Regions from separate parts of the Homo sapiens genome. Here region 1 is linked to region 2. A link is a loop called in an ENCODE intact Hi-C map of the cell type or tissue named here. Cell type or tissue: gastrocnemius medialis. All regions are shown on one strand. Links, peaks and the distances in the headings refer to the core of each region. The heading gives the core; the rest is flanking DNA.

What was found. A loop is a pair of places that touch in the nucleus more often than their neighbours do. Peaks named below come from ENCODE experiments on the same cell type or tissue, not always from the same donor. Only the 100,000 strongest peaks of a DNase experiment are listed, where the experiment ranks them.
Region 1: a loop joins it to region 2, with 8 times the contacts of the local background. A loop is called at or near these places in 23 of 110 quality-filtered maps.

Annotation. Positions count from the first base shown.
Region 1 is chr13:45,873,525-45,885,907 of GRCh38, forward strand. No RefSeq gene overlaps it. Among named protein-coding and RNA genes, the nearest start is that of SIAH3, 28 kb to the left of the region's middle. RefSeq lists enhancers at 476-1,104, 8,815-9,423, 9,424-10,030. In gastrocnemius medialis, for the core only: a CTCF peak has its summit at 6,364 (motif pointing left); a DNase peak (open chromatin) is centred at 6,307; H3K27ac peaks cover 1,260 bases.
Region 2 is chr13:45,802,182-45,814,564 of GRCh38, forward strand. All of the region lies in intron 1 of SIAH3 (siah E3 ubiquitin protein ligase family member 3), which reads right to left. Among named protein-coding and RNA genes, the nearest start is that of SIAH3, 43 kb to the right of the region's middle. In gastrocnemius medialis, for the core only: a CTCF peak has its summit at 5,523 (motif pointing right); no DNase peak of the experiment used is centred there.

The sequences.
Region 1 (12,383 bases), core at 2,858-10,857, 72 kb after region 2:
ATAGTCCCAACTACTTGGAAGGTTGGGGCAGGAAGATTCTTGATCCCAGGAGGTTGAGGTTGTCGTGAACCAAGATCATGCCACTGCATTCCAGCCTGGGCAACAGAGCAAGACATTGCTTTAAAAAAAAAAAAGCTAAAGCTGAATCACTGGAGAGGAATGTTCTGAGTAATCTAGGCACTGAAGGATTGTCTATTGTTCCCCCGTTGTCTATTGATTATTTCTATTGCCACCCTGTTATCCGGCCAGCAAGCAGCTCTTCCATCCACAAGCCATACCTTGGACATATTTTGCCAACCACAGCAGGACAGCACTGAACAAAGTTCTCTTCATGGGATGCGCTATCCCAGCTCCATTTTCATCTCAGCATTCCTTGTCTTTTGGGTGTGCCTGCTATAGTTCTTACTCCTGCTGCCTCTGCAAATAGTTTCTGTTGCTTATTTCCTGATGATATACTTTGTCTCTTGGCAATGCTGTTATTCCACCCCAGAAACACAGCCCCTAAACTGTTGCATAGGGTCTTTTTTTTTTCTTCTTCTTCAACTGTTTGAAAAAGATGATAAGAGCATCTGAATCTGCAATACAATAACCAGCAACCACTTACTGGACGAGCTTCCCAGGGGAAAAGCTCAGCTGTTGAAATGCAAATGTCGGATCAAAAGAGGTGAATCCCTTCTGAGAATAAGGGCTGCCCTTGCTACATTGGGCTTTACCAAATATTTCAAATCGCCTTTCTGAGCTAAGCAAGGAGGAATAGTGGTATTTATCATTAGTCTAAAGCAGTGTTCTTAAATTATACGTCGTAATCCATTAGTGGATTCTGAAATCAGCTTAGTAGTTTACAACTGGCATTTAAAAATGGGAACAAATAGAATAGGATTAAAATATGAGTGTACTTCTCGTAATAAAGATACATTTCTTTGTGAAATTTTTGTTTTAGTGTATCCACATACACACAGATATATGAATGTGTGTATTAGAGTAAGACATACTATATATTTATGTTTATTTTTTAACCTTCTTGTTTTTTTTTTGAGACAGAACCTGTTCTGTCACCCAGTCTGGAGTGCAGTGGTGCAATCTCGGCTCACTGCAACCTCCCACTCCTGGGTTCAAGTGATTCTCGTGCCTCAGCCTCCTGAGTAGCTGGGAGCATAGTCGCACACCACAACACCCAGCTAATTTTTGTATTTTTAGTAGAGACAGGGTTTCACCTTATTGGCCAGGCTGGTCTCAAACTCTTGACTTTAAGTGATCCTCCTGCCTCAGCCTCCCAAAGTGCTGGGATTGCAGGCATGAGCCACCGCACCCAGCCTAACCTTCATGTTTATTGTGAAATAAACATCCAGCAGCATATATACAATTTATCTATTTTAGAGTCTAAAGAAGCAGGAACCTGAATTCCTACTGCTATGATTGAGAACCAGAACAGAGCTGGTGCCTTAGAAGCCATCTCTGGACTCTCCTTCCCTCCCTTGCCTCCATCCCCTCAGAGGCAGCCATCATCCTAACTTTTATGATAATTCCCTGCATTTCTTTATGATTTTACCACCCATGTATACATCAGGAAAAAGAGAGTTTTGTTTGGCCTGTCTTTGAGGTCTATGTAACTTGTTCTGAGATTTGCTTCTTCCGCTCATGGTAGTTTGTGAGATCTATCTCTGTTGATGTGTGCAGCTGGAGTTTATTCATTTTCACTGCGGCACAGCGTTCCTTCCCATAATTGCACCACGATGTCTGTGTCACTCTATGGGTGATGAACATGGAGTGTGCTCCAGACTGGGGGTTTACAAACAGTGCTGCTATGAACATTCTCCCTCATTTCCTTGGCCTGCCTTTGAAGGATTTTCTCTGGTTATACATGAGACATGTTGGGTTTGTGGACATACACCATCCACACTTGTAACTCTCTGATTTGTCACTGGGTTGCTTAATTTCCATGTACTTATACAAATACAAAGTTCCTCTTGCTATTCATTTCTAGTTTTATTCTAGTGTGGTCAGAAAAGATACTTGATATGATTTTTATTTTTTAAAATTTGTTAAGACTTGGTTTGTGGTCTAACCTATTACTATTCTGGAGACTGTTCTATGTGCTATTGAGAAGAATGTGTATTCTGAAGCTATTGGATGGAATGTTCTGTCAACAAGAACAACAGACAACGACTAGTACTTATATCAGAAGAGAGAAATGTTTTGAGTCCTTATTTCGATGTGTCTAACTTCTCTGAAAGATCTAAGGTGGCTACATGTAGCCAAGGTACTATTTCCCTTCATTTAAAACAAAATCCAAGATGGAGGGGAAGCCAGTTATTATAAATAAAGTTTCGGTGCCACAAAAGAAATAGCACTCGAATATAAAATTTTCTTTTTAATTCTCAGCAAGGCAAGTTACTTCTATAGAAGGGTGTGCCCTTACAGATGGAGCAATGGTGAGTGCACACCTGGACAAGGGAGGGAAAGGGGTTCTTATCCCTGACGCACGTGGCCCTTGCTGCTGTGTCGATCCCCTATTGGCTAAGGTTAGATCGCACAGGTTAAACTAATTCCGATTGGCTACTTTAAAGAGAGTGACAGGTGTGAGTGGTTTGGCGGGAAAGAAATGGTTATGCAGGGTGGAGAATGAGTCAGGATGGAGAATGAGTCAGGGCGGAGCAGGTAATCGGGAGTGGAGCAGGTAATCGGAATGAGTCAGGGTGGAGCAGGTGATTGGAATGAGTCAGGGTACAGCAGATAATCAAAAAAGGTTGCTTTATGAGGAAGTCAAGTTTAAAAGTAGAAGGAAAAGAATTAAACATACTGACATATTGATTATTTGAAAAGAAATTTGAACTCATATCTAACACAGTGAAAGAACATTCATTTATTCATTCATCAAACATTTAATGATCACTTAACTTAATTCTAATTTTTTGAGTTCTTATTTCGATGTGTCTAACACAGAGGTTTTCCTCTGGTGTGAGACATTCTCCTGGCCATGAAAAGAACAGTCATGGGGAAGATGTTTCTTTACCAAGGTATTCTTAAAATATTCTTAGAGTGTTCTAAAAGCTTTAGCAGTTCATGTAGTAATTAATATATTCAGATGGATTAGTCACTTACCAGCAAAACACTTGATTTCTTTAGCATTGCTAGAGGCAAAAAATCCCCAATGTTTAGCAGACTTAATCAGTAGCCCAGAGTCACAGTTGAGATCATTTATAAGGCCAATGGACAAGATCAAGTGGCAAGGAGCACTGACCACCAAAGACTGATAAAATGTGTTATCTAATGAAATAAAATGAGTTTCCATTTTACCAAAAGGGGCTCACTTTCAAAAGGCCAGTCCCTATTGAATAAAATGTATATTCAATGAGCTACTCTCACTGACATTCCCACCACTTTCTCTTCAACCCGGCTCCACTCACGGAGCATGCCCTGACTCCCCAGATCTGGTGCCCTCAGCCTCTGGGCAGCATGACCTACAGAGCCCCAGGTGAGAGGCCAGAAGAAAGGCGTGCATGGCACTGCCCTCTCGAGCTCTGTAACCTCTGAGAGTCACCAAGTCATTTTGACATACTGAAACTGTTTCCTCAACTGGAAAAAAGGGGTAATACATTTCCCCTTCTTCCCTCACAGGGTTCTTTAAAGAGAAAACTAAGATAATTACCAAGTGTATCAGTCACGGTTCTCTAGAGAAAATCCAACTATATATGTTCAACTACACAACTAATACGATATAGTTATAGATATTCTATTACATATATACCATATATATTTAAAATATATCTATAAAGTATATATCACATATAAAATATACATATGATAGACATAAAGAGATTTGATTTAAAGAATGAGGTTCTGGCTGGGCACGGTGGCTCACGCTTGTAATCCCAGCACTTTGGGAGGCCGAGGCAGGTGGATCACGAGGTCAGGAGTTTGAGACCAGCCTGGCCAACATGGGGAAACCCTGTCTCTACTAAAAATACAAAAATTAGCTGGGCGTGGTGGTGAGTGCCTGTAATCCCAGCTCCTCGGGAGGCTGAGGCAGAATTGCTTGAACCCAAGAGGCAGAGGTTACAGTAAGCCAACATCATGCCACTGCACTCCAGCCTGGGCAACAGAGCAAGACTCCATCTCAAAAAACAAACAAACAAACAAAAAGAGTGAGGTTCACATGATCATGGAGGCTGGTAAGTCTAAACTTTGTAAGACAGGCTGGGAACTCAGGCAGGATTTCCATGTTTCAGTCTTGAGGCAGAATTCCTTCCTTAGGAAACCTGTTTTTGCTCTTAAGACCTTCAGCTTATTGGATGAGGCTCGTATGGACTGAAATGTGTCTTCCCAAAATTCATGTGTTAAAGCCCTCACCCCCAAAGTGATTGCATTTGGAGACAGGGCTTTTTTTTTTTTTTTTTTTTGGCAGAGTCTCACTCTGTCGCCCAGGCTGGAGTGCAGTGTCACAGTCTCAGCTCACTGCAACCTCTACTTCCTGGGTTCAAGCGATTCTGCTGCCTCAGCCTTCCAAGTAGCTGGGACTACAGATGTGCGCCACCATGCCCAGCTAATTTTTCTATTTTTAGTAGAGATGGGGTTTCACCATATTGGCCAGGCTGGTCTTGAACTCCTGACCTCACGATCTGCCTGCCTCGGCCTCCCAAAGCGCTGGGATTACAGGCTTGAGCCACTGCACCCGGCAGAGACAGGGATTTTAAAGAGGTGAAGAAGGTTAAATGAGGTGACAGGGTGGGGTAGTGGGAAGAAACACCAGAGAACAGGCCATGTGAGGATGCAGGGAGAAAGCAGCCATCTGCAAGCCAAGGAGAGGCCTCAGGAGAAACCAACCCTGCCACCATCTTGATTTCGGACTTCCAGCCTCCAGAACTGTGAGAAAGGCATTTTTGTTGTTTAAGCCACCCAGTCTGTGTTACTTGGTTACGGTAGCCCTAGCAAACCAACACAGGAGTCCACCCGCAAGTTAACCATTATCTCCTTTACTTAAAGTCAACTGATTTTAGATGTCAATCACACAACTTCTAAACTAGTATTTGATGAAACAGCTGGGCACCGCAGCCTAACTCCCCATTAGCAAATGCATGAACACTTCAGCAGTAAAATGTGTCCTCACACTAAGTAAAATAAAGCCTATCATTAGCCTTCCTGACTTTGGGTCAGGTTTGGCACCAAATGAGTTACAAAATAATCATTGGTCTTTGAAGCTTGGGAGATGAGAATTAGAGATGGAAGATCAAAGATTAATTTTACTTACTTCATAGTTTTGACTCTAGTCAGACCTGCCTGCCCAGGTATATTGAAAGAGCAAAGTACTTTTATCCATTTCAAATAGTTATATAATGGCTGCCATTCATAAATATGTAATACTCTGCTACATATTAAATAAACTTTTTCTCAGATATCTTTCAGAACAATCCTGTGAGGTGCATGTTATGATGCCCATTTTATAGAAGAGGAACCTAAGCACAGAGAGGGAAAGTAATTTGCCCTAAATTACACAGCTATAAAGAGGCAGAGCGGGGTAGTGCATATGACCAGCACACTATGCTGCCTCCTCCCATGAGATGATGTGTACAGAAAGAAAGTCTCACTGTTCAGAAAACATAGTCCACGCTCTGGAGCCTACATCATCACCACGTGTTCTTGGTGTCTCTTCCTAGTGCCCTCACGCTCATCTGACACTCATAAAGCCCTTTCATTTTGGTTTGTCCTCAGATAGCTGCGGGAAGAGATGCCCTAAAGATCTGGTGTGGATGCTGCCTTCCTCACAGCTCCTCAGTGGCTCCCCATTAATTACTCCACACAGGCAGTAAGCCTCATCATAGCACTCAAAGCCCCTAGGACTTGGCCTTAACTGATTGGTCGGTTTAGCAGCACCATATTTTATTGCTGCTTTCCAACTTTCATGTGTTCCACTAAACTGGAAAAACCTCCTCTCCCAATAGCTGCTGCGGCTTCTCCTCTGAGGTTGCTGAATGAAGCTTTGTGGTGTGGCAGAAGCAGGGAGGGTTCCAGAGTCCTACTGGCCCCCTGTTTCACCATCTGTGTTAACTTCAGGGAGTTATTTTCTCATTCTGAGCCGTTTTCCACTTGGAGGAGAGGGGCAGAGTTGTACCTACTGCACAGGGTTGGTGTGAGGACTCAGAAGGATACAGAACATAAAGCACCAATTGTCCTGTGTTAATATAAGAAGGTTGAGAAATACTATTCTTTCTCCCTGACAGGGAGCCTGTGAGCCAGGCAGGAACAGGCTCATCCGTGTCACGCAGGGTCAGTGTTTAGTGCCTCTGTCTTTGGCCGATGAGTGGACTCACACCTCTGGCACATGGCCTCATTCACTCCCAGAATAGCAGAAGCCACCTGGTGGTTGCTGGCGCTGGTCCTCACGCCTTGAATCAGAGCTCTCCTGGAAAGGTCTTCCTTCAGCTCCTTTCAGTTACATGATTGACATGCTTTTTTCTGGCAGTAAAGCTGGGAATGGAACTCCACAGACTTGAAAAACATTGAATGGTGTCTTGCTGAAATTGCTTTTTTTTTTTTCATTTTTAATTCGAAGAAAACAAAAGCCCAAACCTTGCAGTGGAAAAGTCATTAAATAATTTACTGCATTTGCCGTTTTAAGTGGTAATTTAATACAACCATCCTTGAAGCCTCCTTTAGGACAAAAATTTTGAGATAGAAACAAAAAAGGGCACAGTAGCTATACTTATATCAGATAAAATAGACTTCAAGCCAAAATCTGTAAAAAGAGACAAGGCCATCCTATAGTAACAAAGAGGTCAATACAGCAAGAGGATATAACAATTGAAAAAAATATCTATATTCAACATTGAAACACCTAAGTATGTAAAGCAAACATTGAACAGATCTAAAGGGCGAGATAGACTGCAATACACTTGTAGTAGTGTACTTTAACACCCCATTTTCAGCAACGGACAGATCATCCAGACAGAAAATCAACAAAGAAGCATCAGAATTAAACTGGACTCTAGACCAAATGGACCTAACAGATATTTACAGAAAATTCCATCCAATAGTTTCAGAATACACATTCTTCTCAACAGCACACAGAACATTCTCCAGGATAGATTATAAGTTAGCCCACAAAACAAATCTTAACAAATTTTCAAAAATCAAAATCAGAATTATATCAAGTATCTTTTCTGACCACACTGGAATAAAACTAGCAATCAATAACAGGAGGAACTTTGGAGAGTGTATAATTACATGGAAATTAAACAACATGCTCCTAAACAACCAATGGGTCAACAAGGAAATTTAAAAGGAAATTAAAAAATTTATTAAGACAAATGAAAATGGAAACACAACTTACTAAACCTATACAACAAAAGCAGTTCTAGGAGGGAAGTTCACAGCGATAGATGCTTACGTCGAAGAAGGAGAAAGATCTCAAACAACCTAATGTTGCTCCTCAAGGAACTAGAAAAACAAGAACAAATTAAAACCAAGATTAGTATAAGGAAAGAAATAATAAAGATCAGAGCAGAAATGAGCAAAGTAGAGACTAAATAAACATTATAAGAGATCAATAAAATGAAGAATTGGCGTTTTGAAAAGATAAAATAGACAAACTGTAAGCTAGACTAACAAAGAAAAAAGAGACGACTCAAATAAAATCAGAGATGAAAAAGGAGACATTACAACTGATACCACAGAAATACAAAGGATCAGAAAAGACTAGTATGAACAACTATATGCTAACAAATTGGAAAGCCTGGAAGAAATTAATAAATTCCTGGACACATACAACCTACCAAGATTGAATCATGAAGAAATAGAAAACCTGAACAGACCAATAATGAGTAATAAGGTTGAATCAGTAATATTTAAAAAGTTTCCTATCAAAGAGAAGCCCAGGACCTAGTGCCTCACTAGGGCCCATCCCATAAATGAGAAGTAGCCTTCCTCCAGCAGAAGGCCATGTTTTCTGGAATCAGGAATCTGGGTAGTATGAGAAGCCAGAAGCTCTCACATATTTTCTGGCAAAACACAGTTGTCTAATGGCTTTGCAATTCACGCAGTTGTCTAATGACTTTGCAATTCCATGGAGATTAATTTACCTTCAGGGGTAAAATATGGAGACATTTAGAGAGAAAACCAAATGCCGATGTTTTAAAGGTAGCCTGAAGCTTTATCAGTGTTGTGTGTGCATAAGATCCTGGTTCAAGGAGATTTGAAAAGACATTTGTAATCTGTGGGATTTGATGATTTTTCATTCTCTCATTGGCTTTTCAAAATGTACAGCAACTTTTTTCTTTGCAGAGCAGCAGTGAAGCATGTGGCTGTTGTTATTAATGAAAAACCTAAATGGATTTATTTCTTAGTTTAATATGTTAATTTCATTCTACATTATTATTATTCCATCTGGTATAAAATCCTCAAGAAACCACTTGTGATCTTTTTAAAAAAAATTGCAGTAAATACATATAACATGAAATGTACCATCTTAACCATTTTTAAGTATACAGTTCACTGGCATTAAGTACATTCGTATTGTGCTATTTGTTACAATTTTGCCCTTCCTCCTACCCCCACCCTCATCAGTCTGGACTCACGTAATGGTCACAGAAGACTCTGTTGACTAATTGATATTTCTACTCGTGCCATTCTAACTCTATTGGAGGATATCACACCTTTGTCCTGTGAGGGTCTCTCCTCCATTTGAACAGTAATACCACCAAACACTTTAATTTCAGCCAACCTCCCACAGCACTATGGTGAATAATATGTTTATCTCTAATTTATAGTCATTCTTCTTTACACGAAGACTACAGAAGAAAAGTTATAAGAGGGGAAGGAGCCAGTGTTTATTGGATAGCACTGTGCTCCTTTTATGCTAAGCAATTTACAGATCTCATCTATTTACTGTTTTCAGGTATCCTTTACCATAAGTGGTATTATCTCCTTTTAGCAGATGAGAAAATTGTGGCCCAGAGAGATTAGGTAACAAGGTCACACAACTGGGATTGAACTCCATGTTCAAATGAATCCAAAATCCAACATGGTACGTGGGCTAAGAGGAAAAGAACTCAGAAAGACAGGAAGATTCTAGGAGGGAGACGGGAACAGCGAATGAGTGAGGAAGTGAGTAAAAGAAAGAGAATGCTGGTCTCCCTTTCTAAAATCAACATCATTAACTCTGCTCTTAACAGCGCTAACAGGGTCTTTAGCTGACTGGGCTGCTTTCTTAAGAAGAGTCCTCACAGAAAGGGCTTTGGGCCCTCCTCTCCCCCACTGGGAATCTGATTACACACATCACAGGTTACTTTGATCACTGGCATTCTTCTGCTCAAAGGATCACTCAGAGCTGCAGGCAGAGTTTCTGACTCTGCCCCAAATTAAAACACCAACTATTTGTCAAGATAGACTTTTCTTAACCAACCATCTCCAAGTATTGGAATGTCTCTGTCTAGTTGAAAATGCCCCCCAGGGAGTTACCATGGCAATCCCTGTCTGCAGAATGGCAGGATCAAATCCTTAAAAGAGACTTCCAAATTGGTGTGGCCACTTGCAGCCAGAGGCCCACACTGGGTTTTGCTGTGGGTATCTATCTGATGACCCTAGTCTAAGGCATGACAATCCAGGAGTCAAACTCAAAGTTACCGAAGACATGTGAAGCATCTCCCTCAGCCTCAGGAGTGGGTTTGCAGGGTCTTTATCAGGCTGTGCTTATTTTCCTCTGTCTTTGCCCCATCTTCCAAATTCAAAGTCAAACACTTAAAAGATTTATCTGTTATAGAAATGGACTGGCATGCAAGCTAGTGAAGAGGTAGCTTGCTCAATGAAGGCAGATAAAAGAAGATAAAAACATTTGAAGATTTGAAAATTGGAATTTGTTTTTGATAAAGAAAGATAATTTTCAAGAGATCTCAATAATTGTGCCTGTGGGGGTTTTTTGTTTTTGTTTTAAAAAATGGAATAGAAATGTAAACAGCAAAGAGGTTTGAAATGCATAGTTTGACACAGGCAAGTTTCAAAATTATACGCCCTCCAGCAAGTCAGTCTTATGCCAGGTTTTGATAAGTGCCGTGATCCATATAAAGGGGACATACAACATACCTTAGCATTTAAAAGATGTACAAGGTCAGTTACATGTGCGTGTAGGGTTTGTAGATGTGTGCAGAAAGATCTGTAAATGTTACAGAAGCATTAGGCTTTCCAATCCTCTTTTTGTAATATCTTGTTACATTGTTATTTTCCTTGGCTCTAACCACCCAGGAAGATTCCACAAAAGTCCATTCATCTCTTTCTTCCATCCCCTCTGCCTGATCTCTCTGGCCATCATAGTCTGACGCCACAGCAGGAAAAATTTAGACCCCAGCTATAAGGGACTTGGGAGCCCCAGAATCTTGGAAAATTCAGAAGAATGAAATACTTTTGTCATAGGATGGTGTATTAGTTTCCCAGGGTGGCTTAAAAAAACCAAGAATATATTCTGTCATAGTTCTCAAAGCCAGAAGTCCAAAATCCAGATGTCAGCAGGATTGGCTCCTTCCGGAGGTTTGAGGGACATTCCTTCCTGTACATCTCTCCTAGCTTCCGGTGGCGTCTGGCGCTCATTGGGTTCTTTGTCTTGCAGATGGGTCATCCCAATCTCTGCCTCCATCTTCATGCAGTGTTCTCCCTGTGTGTGTCTGTGTCTCTTCTCTTCTTCTTATATGGACTCCAGTCATATTGGATTAGGGTCTCCCCTAATCCAGGATGACCTCATCTTAACTTGATTGGTTACATTTGCAAAGATCTTATTTCCAAATAAGGTAACATGCACAAGTAGGGGGTGAGGTTAGGATCCCAACATATCTTTATGTGAGACACAGTTCAAACTACAGCAGTTGGATTCCTCCTAAAATGGACCCTGAGACAAACATTTGAATGCAAATAGCTTATTGGTGAGGAGGTCTCAGGAAGCACTGGGAAATAAGTGGGGAAATGAGAAAGGGAAGAGGAGGAAGCCAACCAGTACAGAGTGGAATAACAAGTATCTGAGCACACAGCAAGATACCCAGCACCAGAGCACAGGGGCAGAGTCACAGGAGTCCTGTTGGCAGTAGACAGTCATCATATCTGGGGCTAGTGAGGGCCGTGGACTACCAAGAACATCCACTCCAACTTCAGGTGCTCAAAAGAGAATTCTTTTTTGTTGAGAATAAGGAATTTTTATTGTAAATCACCTCAATTCTTTTTTAAATGTTGGCAGGTAACATTGTTTAATAAATTACAAGTAAGATATTTTACTCCAAAATCATTTTCTTTGAATATTGCCCAGCTATAGAGCATCACAAATAATTTAAAATTAATAATTGCGTTATCTGCAGTTTAAAATAACCTTGTCCCTATGTCATATCTTTCCATCTTCACTGAGTTTGATTTTCAGTCCTATGCCTTCCTCTCCTCAGTCCATGCCCATCCAGGTAAATTTCTATTCTGTCTTCAAGACCAAATTGTATCTCACCATTGACCATGAGCTCCACCCAGTCATCCATACTACAGATCCTTGTACATAGTAATTACTCTATAAGTGTTTGATGAATGAGTGAATAAGTGAATCAATGTAGGATCACTGATTGTTTCAAGCTCTCCATCCCACACAACTTTAGAGCAGGACTCTAACAACATTACTGTGCAATTCATTATACTTCAAAATGTGTCATAAACTAGGATATACTTTATATTCACATGAATACCTTGAAAATACTTACTAACAATTTGTTCAGGTGTCACTGAAAAGGCCATTACATGACTGATTTTTCTTCCTACAATGCGATTTGCTTTGATTTGCCACCGCGTGGCTCTTTCCTCAGGGTCTGTCAGTATTCCGTTCACAGCTTCTTCTCTTTGACTCCAGGTCTGCTTGCTGCCTTTCCTCCAAAGAGGAAAGCCTGTCACCTGTCATCTCTCAGTAGGCTGGAATCTTGGTGATTCTAGAGCCCAGCATGCAGCAGCCCTGCTCTGCGTGCTGCAATTCTAATGCTCCCTTATGCAGAAGTGGGGATGATGTGAAGCTCTTTTCCAATATCATAATTCTTGTTTGGATTCTAATCCACACAAGATTAACCTTTTCTGGATTTCTGCAGGAGCTGAGGAACATCTAAAACACAAGCCATTTGTCTTTAAATTATCCAATTTTATGATCATAAATTCACCTATGATTCTATGAAATGCAATGCTACTACCAGAACCAATTCTAGAAGAAACATCATTCTTGGTTTCTCCTTCATTATTATTGCCTATATTATCAACACTGTCAACACCAATAACATTTGTCAAGCACCAAAACAGTGTGAGCTGTTTTCCTTGGGGCTAGAGGAGAAGAGGCAACATCACCTTTTAAACTTGGAGCTTAAAATCTATTGCACTGGCATTTTTTA
Region 2 (12,383 bases), core at 1,850-9,849:
TGTAATCCCAGCTGCTCTGGAGGCTGAGGCAAGAGAACCTCTTGAACCCGGGAGGTGGATGCTGCAGTGAGCCAAGATTGTGCCACTGCTCTCCAGCCTGGGTGACAGAGCGAGACTCCATCTCAACAAAAAATAAAAGCAAGAAGAAGAAAGTTTGGTAAAGTGGCAGGGTGGCAGGAGTTGTCTTTTCTAGTCACTGAGCTCTGGACCTAATGATGAGAGTGGGGTTAGGGGGCGAGGTGCAGTGAGGCAGTGAAGGAACTGTTGAGTTAGTCCTTCTTTTGGATGTGGGAATGTGACCCCTGAGCAGAAAGGATAATGGGAAAAGCTTCTGGATATTTACGATGATTTTCAGCAGAGGTATTCACTCCCAGACACTAGGGAGCTACATTTACTGTCACTAGAAGCCCCAACTGATACCTTGGGATAGGCCGTGGGGACACTCTGGGATAATGCAATATTCTAAAACAGAGATCAGAGGCCTTGGTGAGACTTATGAAGCCCCCAGCTAGCTCCAGATCTACATTCGGCAGGTTGCCATCCCAAATTAATATGCATTAGGCTAGATAAAGAAGTCAGAGCAAGGAGGCTGGATCAAGGCAGCTGCAGGCCAGGCGTGGTGGCTCACGCCTGTAATCCCAGTACTTTGGGAGGCCAAGGCAGGTGGATCAACTGAGGTCAGGAGTTCAAGACCAGCCTGGCCAACATGGTGAAACCCCATCTCTACTAAAAATACAAAAATTAGCTGGGCGTGGTGGCGGCCGCCTATAATCCCAGCTACTCAAGAGGTTGAGGCAGGAGAATTGCTTGAACCTGGGAGAAGGAGGTTGTAGTGAGCTGAGATCGCTCACTGCACTCCAGCCTGGGTGACAAGAGCAAAACTCTGTCAAAAAAAAAAAAGGCAGCCGCAGACTAGAAAGCCTGTTTGGCAGGGTGTGGGCAGGAGTGCCTTAATCTTTTAAGTAGTTTGAAAGTGAGGCCTGCATTTTCTATAGCTCTGTCTTAGGTCACAGGTGCATACACAGCAAGTGATCAGGTAGTCCCTATTCAAATGCCTAAAGCTGGAGTATATGGATTTAGTTTTATTCATTCATTCATTCGTTCATCAAACTTTATCAGCCCTCTTTCATGTGCCAGATCCTGGTGACAAAATGATAAATAATACCCAGTGTCTGTCCACAAAAGGATGTACAGTCTAATGGGGGGTTGGCTGGAAAATAGACAACTACAAGGAATGTGTGATAAATGCTATGATAGAAATAAGCCCAGGGAGCTGTGGGAACACAGAGGAAAGACAATGAGAAAACTCTGGCCAAGGAAGGTCTCATGGAGGAGGTCGTAAGTGAGCTGGGCCTTGAAGGATGAATGGGAATTATCTTGGCAAAGGACCATTTATAGGGAGAAGAAAAGAACATTCAGGTAGACAAAAAGCAATAGAATTCAGCAGCCCTGAAAGTTACAAATAGTTCAGCAATCCTGGAAGGTCAAGGTAGTTGATGTCCAGGTGGGTGAGAATGATGAGAAATTACACAGAAGAGGCCCCTATACATAGCTTCTATGCTATACATAGCATAGAAGAGCTATGTATAAGGAGTTTGAGTCCTGTTATCAAGACTGCTAAGGAGTTTGAGTCTTGTTATGAAGGCTTTGGTGTGCCACTGAAGGATTTTAAGGGGGATATGGACAAGGATGACATAAGAAAACTCCTAATAAAAAATTCCAGGTAGGTGGGGTAAGATGTAAAGAAGGATATAAGACTGGTAGCAGTTACAAAATCCATATTTTTATCCAATTACCTACAACCGATTTGTAGAGATATGTACAATTATACACTGAAAACACATTGATTCCTAAAAAGTAAACTGTGGCTGGAACTTTTACAAAAATAATTATTTTACATATATTTTTTCTTCCCCAATTAAAAACTTTTAATTTAAAAGTTAACTTTAATGTCAAAAATGCAAGCTTGGGGAGGGCATACATATTATATTTTTAAAAATAAAAGCTATATATTATTTAGGCAAGTTTGTTATTACTATTAATTCTATTAATGTGTTTAATATTAATATATTGTTATTACTACATGCTACAACATAGATAAACCTTGAAAACATTATGTTAAGTCAAAGAAGCCAGTGGCGAAAGATCACATATTATATAATTCTATTTACATGAACTGTCCAGAATAGGCAAATGCACAGATACAGAAAAAAGATGGGTTGCCAAGGGTTGGAGGGAGGGTAGAGTGGAGTGGTTGCTAACAAATATGGGATTTCTTTTGGGGTGTTGAAAACATTCTAAAATTAGATAGCGGTAATGGTTGTGCAACTCCGTGAATATACTAAAATCAATTGAATTATACACTTTAAAAGGTATGTGATAACTCAAAATATTAAAAGCCATCTATGACAAACCCACAGCCAACATTATACTAAAGGGGCAAAAGCTGGAAGCATTCTCCTTAAGAACTGAAACACGACAAGGATGGCCACTCTCACTATTCCTATTCAACGTAGTATTGGAAGTCCAAGCCAGAGCAATCAGGCAAGAGAAGGAAATAAAAGGTATCCAAACAGGAAAATAAGTAGTCCAAGTATCTCCCTTCATTGATGACATGATTCTATACCTAGAAAACCCTAAAGGCTCCACCAAAAGGATCCTAGAGATGATAAACGACTTCAGTAAAATTTTAGGATACAAAATCAATGTACAAAAATTGGTAGCATTTTATACACCAATAATGTTCAAGCTGAGTCAAATCAAGAACTCAATCCCATTTATAACACACACACACACACACACACACACACACACACACACACACACACAAAATACTTTGGAATACATCTAACCAAGTAAGTGAAAGATCTCTACAAGGAGAACTACAAAACACTGCTGAAAGAAATCATAGATGATACAAGCAAATGAAAAAGCTTCCTATGCCCAATATTGTCAAAATGGCCATACTGCCCAAAGCCATCTACAGATTCAATGCTATTCCTATCAAACTATCAACATTACCGTTCACAGAATTAGAAAAAAACTATTCTAAAATTTATATGGAACCAAAAAAGAGTGCGAATAGCCAAAGCAATATGAAGCAAAAAGAAGAAAGTTGGAGGCATCACACTACCTGACTTCAAACTATACTACAAAGCTACAGTAACCAAAACAGCACGATACTGGTATAAAAACAGACCATAGACCAATGGAACAGGATAGAGAACCCAAAAATAAAGCTGCACAATTACAATAATCTGATCTTTGATAAAGTTGACAATAACAAGCAATGGGAAAAGGACTCCCTATTCAATAAATTGTGCTGGGATAATTAGCCAGCTATATGCAGAAGAATGAAAATGGACCTCTACCTTTCGCCATATATAAAAATTAACTCAAGATGGATTAAAAACTGAAATGTAAGACCTCAAACTATAAAAATCTTAGAAGAAAACTAGGATATACCATTCTGGACAGTGGCCTTGGCAAAGAATTTATAACTAAGTCCCTAAAAGCAATTGCAACAAAGACAGAAATTGACAAGTAGGACCTAATTAAACTAAAGAGCTTCTGCACAGCAAAAGAAACTATTAACAGGCTAAACAGACAATTTATAGAATGGTAGAAAATATTTGCAAACTATGCATCTGACAACAGTCTAATGTCCAGAATCTATAAGAAACCTAATTCAACAAGCAAAACCAAATAACCCCATTAAAAATGGGCAAAGGACATGACAGACACTTCTCAAAAGAAGACATACATGTGACATACAAATATATGAAATAATCCTCAACATCATTAATCATCAGAGAAATGCAAATCAAAACCACAATGAGATGCCATTTTGTCCCCATCAGAATGGCTATTAAAAAGACAAAAAATAACATGTTGATGAGGTTGTGAAGAAAAGGGAACATTTATATACTGTTGGTGGAAATGTAAATTAGTTCAGCCACTGTGGAAAGCAGTTTGGAGATTTCTCAAATAATTTAAAACAGAACTACCATTTGACCCAGCAATTCCATTATGGAGTATATATGCAAAGGAAAAGACATTGTTCTACCAAAAAGATAAACACACTCATATTTTCATCACAGCACTCCTCACAATAGCAAAGACATGGAATCAACCCAGGTCCCCATCAATGGTGGACTGGATAAAGAAAATGTGGTACATATACACCATGGAATACTACACAGCCATAAAAGTGAATCGAATTATATCCTTTGCAGCAACATGGATGGAGCTAGAGGCCATGATATTAAGCGAAGTAATGCAGGAACAGAAAACCAAATACCACATGTTCTCACTTACAACAGGGAGCTAAACATTGAGTACACACGCATATAAAGATGGCACCAATAGACATTGGGGACTATGAGAGTGGGGAGGGTGGAAGGAAGACAATGGTTGAAAAAGTATCTATTGCGTGCTATGCTCACTACCTGGATGACAGGATTATTCATATACCAAGCCTTAGTGACACGTCATTTACCCATGTAACAAACCTGCACATTTACCCCCTAAACTTAAAAGCTGAAGAAAATAAATAAAAATTTAAAGGTATGTGAATTTTATTTCAATAAAACTGTTACACTAATAGTAAAAGACAGAAACTTCCTTAACAAGTAGACTGACATTTTTAGTGGGTACACTCTGGAAGCATCACTGAAATCAGAAACAAACCATGAATGTTCACTATATTACTGTTATTTAACATTCCACAGGAAGTAGCCAATGCAATTTGATGGGAAAAAGAAATAAAAGGTATAAAAGTTTGGAAATGAGAGAACCAACTGGAAAAAATCATAAAATTTGAAGAATTCAGTAAAGCACAAATTTAGTAAATACAAATCAATAATTTTCACACTTTCAAATAAGAAGTAGCTGTTCATATTAAAAATAATACCTTGGAATAAATTTTATAGGAAACAGTCACAGGCTATAAGAAAAAAACGTAAAATGCTACAGAAGAACTCTAAGAAAGAATTGAATAAATAAAAGTATCATCTATTCAATACGATGATTCACTGTTATAAATATGTTGACATTCCCTAAAATTAACAAGATTGTAATAAATACACCAGAATACTAAAAAAAAAAAACTCAAGTGATTTAAAAAGTTTATATGAAAAAATAAATGTGCAATTATAGTCAGATTGCTGAAAAATAAATAGTTATGAAGGAGACTATTCAATAAAATTGTAAAACATAGAATAAAGCTACAGTATTAAAACATGGTGATTCAAGTGCATGAGAAAACAAAGCAGATTGTTAGAACAGCACAGAGAACCAAATACTTATAGTTCTATTTATTAGATTTAGTAGAGCAGGAAGTTTAGCATTGTATATTATTAGAGAAAAAAAAATCCCCTACTCCTACTGAGTTTTTAAATCTGTATTCCCCATTCGTCTAGAGAGGCATAGAAGCAAGAGAGAACTTAGGGACCTAGAGAAGACTCAGTGTAAAAAAGTCAGGACACAGCAGCAATTTGCTGTGACCAATGACTGGACACCAGATGGCAGCAAGGACTCTCAGTGGTGTCAATATGGATGGATGACAACAGCTAGAAAGAATGCCCTCCAAATCGAATCATTGACATTGCATATGCCCAGTAGTGTATTAGCTCACAAGAGCTAATTGTTGAAGTTTTAGAAATTTTGTGAGCTGATTGTTAAACACAGCCATTGTTAAAATTAAACAAACAGAATTAAATAACTTATATTAACAACCCAGGTAGTAAATACTCAAAGCTCATTACTTCCTAAATATTTTATTATATTTTGCTATTAAATGTGTTCTTGAGGTTGCTTACATATCTGTAAATCTGTATTTGTATCTGTATCTATATGGTAGAAATACTAAAAACCTCTTCCCAACTTCATGTGCGGTGATGTTGTGTTGGTAGCTTAAAATTAGTCATGGTGGGAATATTTACACCATGGAAACTGGCAAATGCTATAAATCAGGGCTTGATTTTCTGTTTTGTTGATTTTCTAGAGTAGACTGAAGAAAGTGATGAAGAAAATGTTAATAAGGGCAAACTATACCTAAAAGTGTCCTGGTATATAGGTGTTACTTTGTGTTAAACAGCACAAAAAATTACAGAAATAGTCTTTTAGTATCCTAAGACTATTATCCAACTCAGCAAATAAATAGTTCACGTCACTGAGCAGTGAGTGATAATCTGACATTTATCTTTGTTGTTTCACTTTTATCTGTTAACATAAAAGAAAACATCAACCAACATTCATATTTAAGTCACACACATTCATCAATGACATGGTGACTTTTTCTATGAACTAGATAGCCAACATAGTCTAATTTTGTTAAACAACGGCTGAATTGTAACTGTAGGTTGGCTACAGATACAAGAGTTCAACAAAACCAATAAATACATTCTGTGTAGTTATATGAAATTTAAAATAAAGAATATTGTATATTTTGTTATTATTTGTAAATTGTATTACACATACTTTATATCAGTAAAATTTATAATAAACTTATGTCCATATGTACGTGCATACTTTTATCTACCAGAACATTACTTCATAGGCCCCCCAAAACTTGGACTCAACACTGGGCACAGTAGGGAATCTCCATCCTGGTTAAAATTAGGTTTCCATTCTTGATGGAATGGGAACCAGAATATATATTAAATTCAGTTATAGAGAAAAGAATGTTATATCTATTGCACATCTCAAATTATGAATATGTTTAAGACTTGTACCCATTTCGCATCTGATAAGGCAAAGTAAACCTAAAAGCTAAACAAGGAGGCTCTGAGGCCTCCATTTTCGCCTTCGGCAGTACATCCCACACAGTGAATGAGTGGGCTTCCAACCCTATTGTAACAATATTGATGATCCCTGCCTGGTCCTGACTCATAAAAGAAGTTGATGTGGGTCAATGACTCCTGAAGTGGACATAAATCCTGAGGCTGCGCTGCATAACCTCTGAACTTTCAGTGACTGCTGCCTCAAGGTAATTGCCTAAGCCTCTAGGACTTAAGGTGGGGAGAATGCGTGTGTTGGGGGCTCCGCAGAACTGAGACCTTTAAATGGACTCTGTAAGTTTTGTTCCACCCTTAAGGCTACACCAGAAATTTATAGACTGTGGTCTGGAAATCATTACACGTGCTAGACATGTTTTTGTGTCCACAAATCTGCAGAATCAGAATCTCTGGACATTATAACAGACGGCCCAGATAAATCATATATGCTGACCAGAGATTGAGAGGCCGGGCCTCATGGAGAAATTGCCAGGGCAGAATTGTCTGCTTTGCTACCATAAGGAAAGTTTCAGTCGAGAATATCAATAATTTGGGCCCTCTTTCTCTAGCCTGGCTAAGATTGAAATCAGAAATTACTGGGCTGGAAAGACCCCATACTGCTTACCCAAGAAGTCCCTACCTGCATTCTGATATTGTAAAATGTTTACAATATATAGCTTTTTAAAAAAGTAAGGTAAAACTATATATGCATAATATGATTTAATGCTTTTATAAAAAATACAATCAAATGTATTGCATTTAATAAATTACTGAAAGCAAAAGAACCAGATAATTGTGGTTATCTCTGGGTGGAATTACAGGCAGTTTTTTTCTTAGTGGCTTTCCATATTTTACAGATGTCTGTACAGAATAAATACTACTTTTATAATTTAAAAAACTAAATGTTGTTTCAAGAATAATGTAGTCAAGGGGGAGACAAAACAAAATGAACAAAGCAAAAGCAAAAGCAAAACCAAACCAAGAAATCTGCCTCTGTTTAGAACTTCTTTCAGCAGCCCAGGCAGAAGCTTGTCACGTTGCCATGGGCTCCCTGGTCGAGCTAGTCCTGAGTCACAGCCCCCAAAGTTCCTAAAGCAGCCCAGAGCCCTGAGGCAGCGACCTGAAGGCACAGTCCAACAAAGGTCACTTAGACAACAGGGCCCACAGCCAACATTCTGGACCCTGAACTCTCCATCCTCCCTCAGGAGACACCAGCCTCCTGAGGATGCTCAGTCCCACCTGGACTACCCAAAGGAGATCAGAGACGAGTGGCCCAGTCCTATCCGTCATTCACTGGGACGCTCCATCATGGCTAGTCAGCTGAATGGATGGATGAAGTCCTGTTCAGCACCAGTGCCTGGGTGAGGAATAGTCTGCACCAGAAGCTCACATATATCTTGACTCTTGTGTGTGTGGTTGTCAGGCCGCTATAGTGCTGCCGCAAACCACTCTGGATACTTAAAATCCAGGAGGTATTTTTCAAACTCTGCTACCGGCAGCTGGTGTTTGGTGGCTTACATATGGAGGTATTGATGTGTTCTGGAATTGGAGAAAATCACCCTCTGGAAATAGAAAAATGTGGTGACAGGGACCCATGTAGACTGGAATTTTGTCCCAGTGCGTTTGCCTGGGGCTGGTTGGTTTCTCCTCTCCTGGGCTTATGGTCAGAGACAAAGACATTGAGAAAAAATGTGCTGCAGTATGATGGGAGTCTAGAATTCATACTCCCAAGAATGTTTAATTTGAAGAAATTCTACTGCTAAAATTTGGCTCTGCATTGTCGCTGCTGGTCAGTTATGGATGGCTCTAGAGATAGGAAGAGGCAAACATCCCCTGCTTCTCTGGTGCATTGTTGCCATGGACCTTTTAGTGAGAAAGAGTGTCTGCATGCATGGGGCCTGGAAATGCCTGGGGTGAACTTTGCAGAAAGCAGGAACAGAGTGAGAAGAAAAGAGAATGTACTGCTTGCATACCCATATCTGTTGGTTGGCTTCCATGGACATGTGGTTGAAGGATTGTTCTGGTATGACTGACAGAGGCAAAATAGGAAAGAGATTAAGAGAATGAGCTTTGGAACCCTAAGGCTGAGTCCTGGTTCAGCTGTTCATTTGCTGTGCAACCTGGGCAAAGTTACTTAACCTCTCAGAGTGTCATTTGTAAAATCAGAACAATAATAGGGTGATTTCAAGAATTAAAAAGAATTTCATTTAAAACTTTGGCATATTGCCTGGGACACAGTAGTTGGTAATGAGTGCTGGTGGTGGTGATGGTAATGATGGTAATGATTCTTCTCCTTTGAGCTTAGTGAGGCAGGACTAGTTGGAGAGGGTGAGAGGTGGTGATATTTGTACTCTGGCCATGGTGAGGGCAATGAATATTTCCTAACAGAAATGAATGTTTTCAGGCTAACTAGACTTTGAAAACTCTGTAATTAATCTTTGTTGATATGTAATAGAACGTTTTGAAAGGGTACTTTTTTTGAGACACGGTCTTGCTCTGTTGCCTGAAAGAGTACTTTTTTTTGAGACACGGTCTTATTCTGTTGCCCAGGCTGGAATGCCGTGGTATGATCAAGGCTCACTGCATCCTTGACCTCCTGGGCTAAAGCAATCCTCCATCCTCAACCTCCCAAGTAGCTGGGACTACAGGGGCATGCCACCACACCCAGCTAATTTTTGTATTTGGCAAAGCACTTCTAATGAAACTCACAGATGATATTTTCATTGCATCTCAGGAAACCACTTCAGGATCCTAGCGTTCTGAAGTCAGAGTTCAGGGCAGGAGATAGCCACCTTCATGGTCATTCACTTTATCTTTCCAAGTATGCCTCAGCCAGGCTTCTTCATTTTTGCCTCTTGGGTGCATTCACCTCTACTGACCTAGGGACTGGAGGTCATTTTAGGAAAAGAGTCTACCAAAGGGAAGGCAATTCTGTCTCCGAAGAACCAGACAACTTTCAGCCTGGTTTAGTTATGAGAAGGGTTCTGGCCTGGGCATGCCTGCACTGGAATCCCATGGGAAGTCTCCCTCTGAACTTTCAGAGACTCCAGCCCCACTCTCCCCGATGCACAACTGTTAGTTCAATGCCATTCACCAAAAGGATGCCGCCCAGCACCGGTGGAGATGGAGCAGAAACAAGTGAGTCATGTTTGGAATGGACCCAGGGAATTCTGCAGAAGAACTTCCAGGTGATGCCCACGCTGCCTGATGCAGACACAGCCTGAGGGCTGATGATGTAGGTCCAAGTGTGCTCCTATGTCCCATGCTTTCCAGTTTTCAAGGACATTCACTGATACCATCTTGTTTCATCCTCACCTAAACCCCAGGAAAGGGGACAGACAAGCCCTGTGAGCCCATTTTATAGACAAGGAGACAGGATCAGAAGGGTTACATGACTGGCCCAAGGTCCCAGGCTAGGACACAGCCAGCAGAGGCTGGGATGTGGTCCAATTGCCAGTTCATCCTTTTTTTCTTTTCACTTGAGAGAGGTTAAAATTAGTGCCTGCTAAAGAGCTTTCCCTAAGGACTCAAGGAACATTATTAATAGCATTCCATTAATCCTCACATTTATTCAGGAACAGCAGGTGGCTAAGATTATAATGATTATAATGATTGCTATCATGACACAGAATTACTAGGACCCCGGGGTACAGCTTCCTTAATGCTATGCTTTCCTGTGATGCATATGGGTGCATAAATATATAACACACACACACAGACACACACACATGCTCACACTCACACTCCAAATAGCAACCAGGTAAGGAAGCTTTCACTGAGTGTTGAGAATGAAGCCTGAGATCCCAGCATGACTAAACAGGAATTTCCTAGGATTTTTTGTTGCACTAGTGACATAAAAGGCTTTGCAGATAAAACACACAAGGGAAGTTAGGACAATTGGAGAAAGTTTTGCATGTCTTCACATGCTCAAATGCAGGAAGCAAATAAAGGTGCAAGTCTCCTCCTGGGCTGGAAATGTGAGGCCGTGTCTTCCCAGGAGAAGGAAGCCAGTGTATTGAAGCCCATCCAGGCCTTCTGGGCTCCCATCTGGATGGTAGGGAAGTGAGGGGGTGTCCTGCCCTGGCTGTCTGCACTGTTCACACTTAGAAGGCGATTGCCTGGACCCAGTGGGAACGTGGTGAGCCTGGGTCAGTACTGAGTCCCGGACCTGATGGGAACATGGTGAGCCTGTGTCAGTACTGAGTCCCAGACCCGGTGGGAACATGGTGAGCCTGTGTCAGTACTGAGTCCCGGACCCAGTGGGAACATGGTGAGCCTATATCAGTACTGAGTCCTGGCACCAGGCTGCATTCAGCTCTTTCAGTCTGTGATGCTGTCATGCAGTTGAAATAAGGAGAGAGAGAGGATGGGAAAGAGGCTGTCTGGCCTCCCCAGAGCAAAGGTAGCAAAAGGAAAAGCCCAAGACTTGGTGTCAGGGAGCCTGGAGAATGTTGTCCCTAGGGCTCTGCCCCCTTGGCCAGCTTGGTGACCACAAGCCCTATTCCCCAGCATTACAGAGTCATTCATTCTTTCATTCATCATCCATCTTAGTCAGTTTGGGCTACTATAACAGAATATAGGCTCAGGGGCTTAAACAACAGACACTTACTAGGTTGTTGCAAAAGTAATTGCAGTTTCTGCCATTTAAAAGTAATGCTAAAATACTCAATTACTTTTGCACCAACCTAATATTTCACAGTTCTGGAGGCGAGGAAGTCCAACATCAAGGCCCTGGGAGGTCTGGTGTCTGGTGAGGGCCTGCTTCCTAGTTTGCAGACAGCTGCCTTTTTGTTGTATCCTCACATGGCAGAGAGAGGGAGGAAGAGAAAGATCTAGGTTCTTTCTCTTCTTAAAAGGACACTAATACCATCATAAGGGTTCTACCCTCATGACCTCATCTAAACCCACCTACCTCCCAAAGCCCCACCTCTTAAAAACATTCCAAAGGGGTTAAGATTTCAATATATGAATCTTGGGGTGATAAAAAATACAGTCCATAGGCCGGGCACAGTGGCTCACGCCTGTAATCCCAGTACTTTGGGAGGCCGAGGCAGGCGGATCATGAGGCCAGGAGATTGAGACCATCCTGGCTAACACGGTGAAACCCCGTTTCTACTAAAAATACGAAAAAATTAGCCGGGCGTGGTGGCGGGCACCTGTAGTCCCAGCTACTCGGGAGGCTGAGGCAGGAGAATGGCGTGAACCCGGGAGGCGGAGCTTGCAGTGAGCCGAGATGGCACCACTACACTCTAGCCTGGGTGACTGAGCAAGACTCTGTCTCAAAAAAAAAAAAAAAAAAAAAAATACAGTCCATAACACTCATGCATCTATTCAAGAAGTGTTTTTGGAGTATAGTCCCCAGGGAGCCGACAATTCAATGGGAGAAACTGGCAAGCAAGTTGGCAATTACATTACTCAGGAAAAGTGCCACGGTGTGGGGTGGGCTCTGGGTATCAGGAGATATTTAGCAGGAAAACCAGCACCATCTCGGGGAATCATGGAAGGCTTCTTAGAAGTGACCTCTGGGAGGATGAGCAAGAGCTGGGCAGGCAAAGATGAACAAACGGAGCAGGTTTGCAGCCAAAGAGACAGCATATGTGAGGTGCT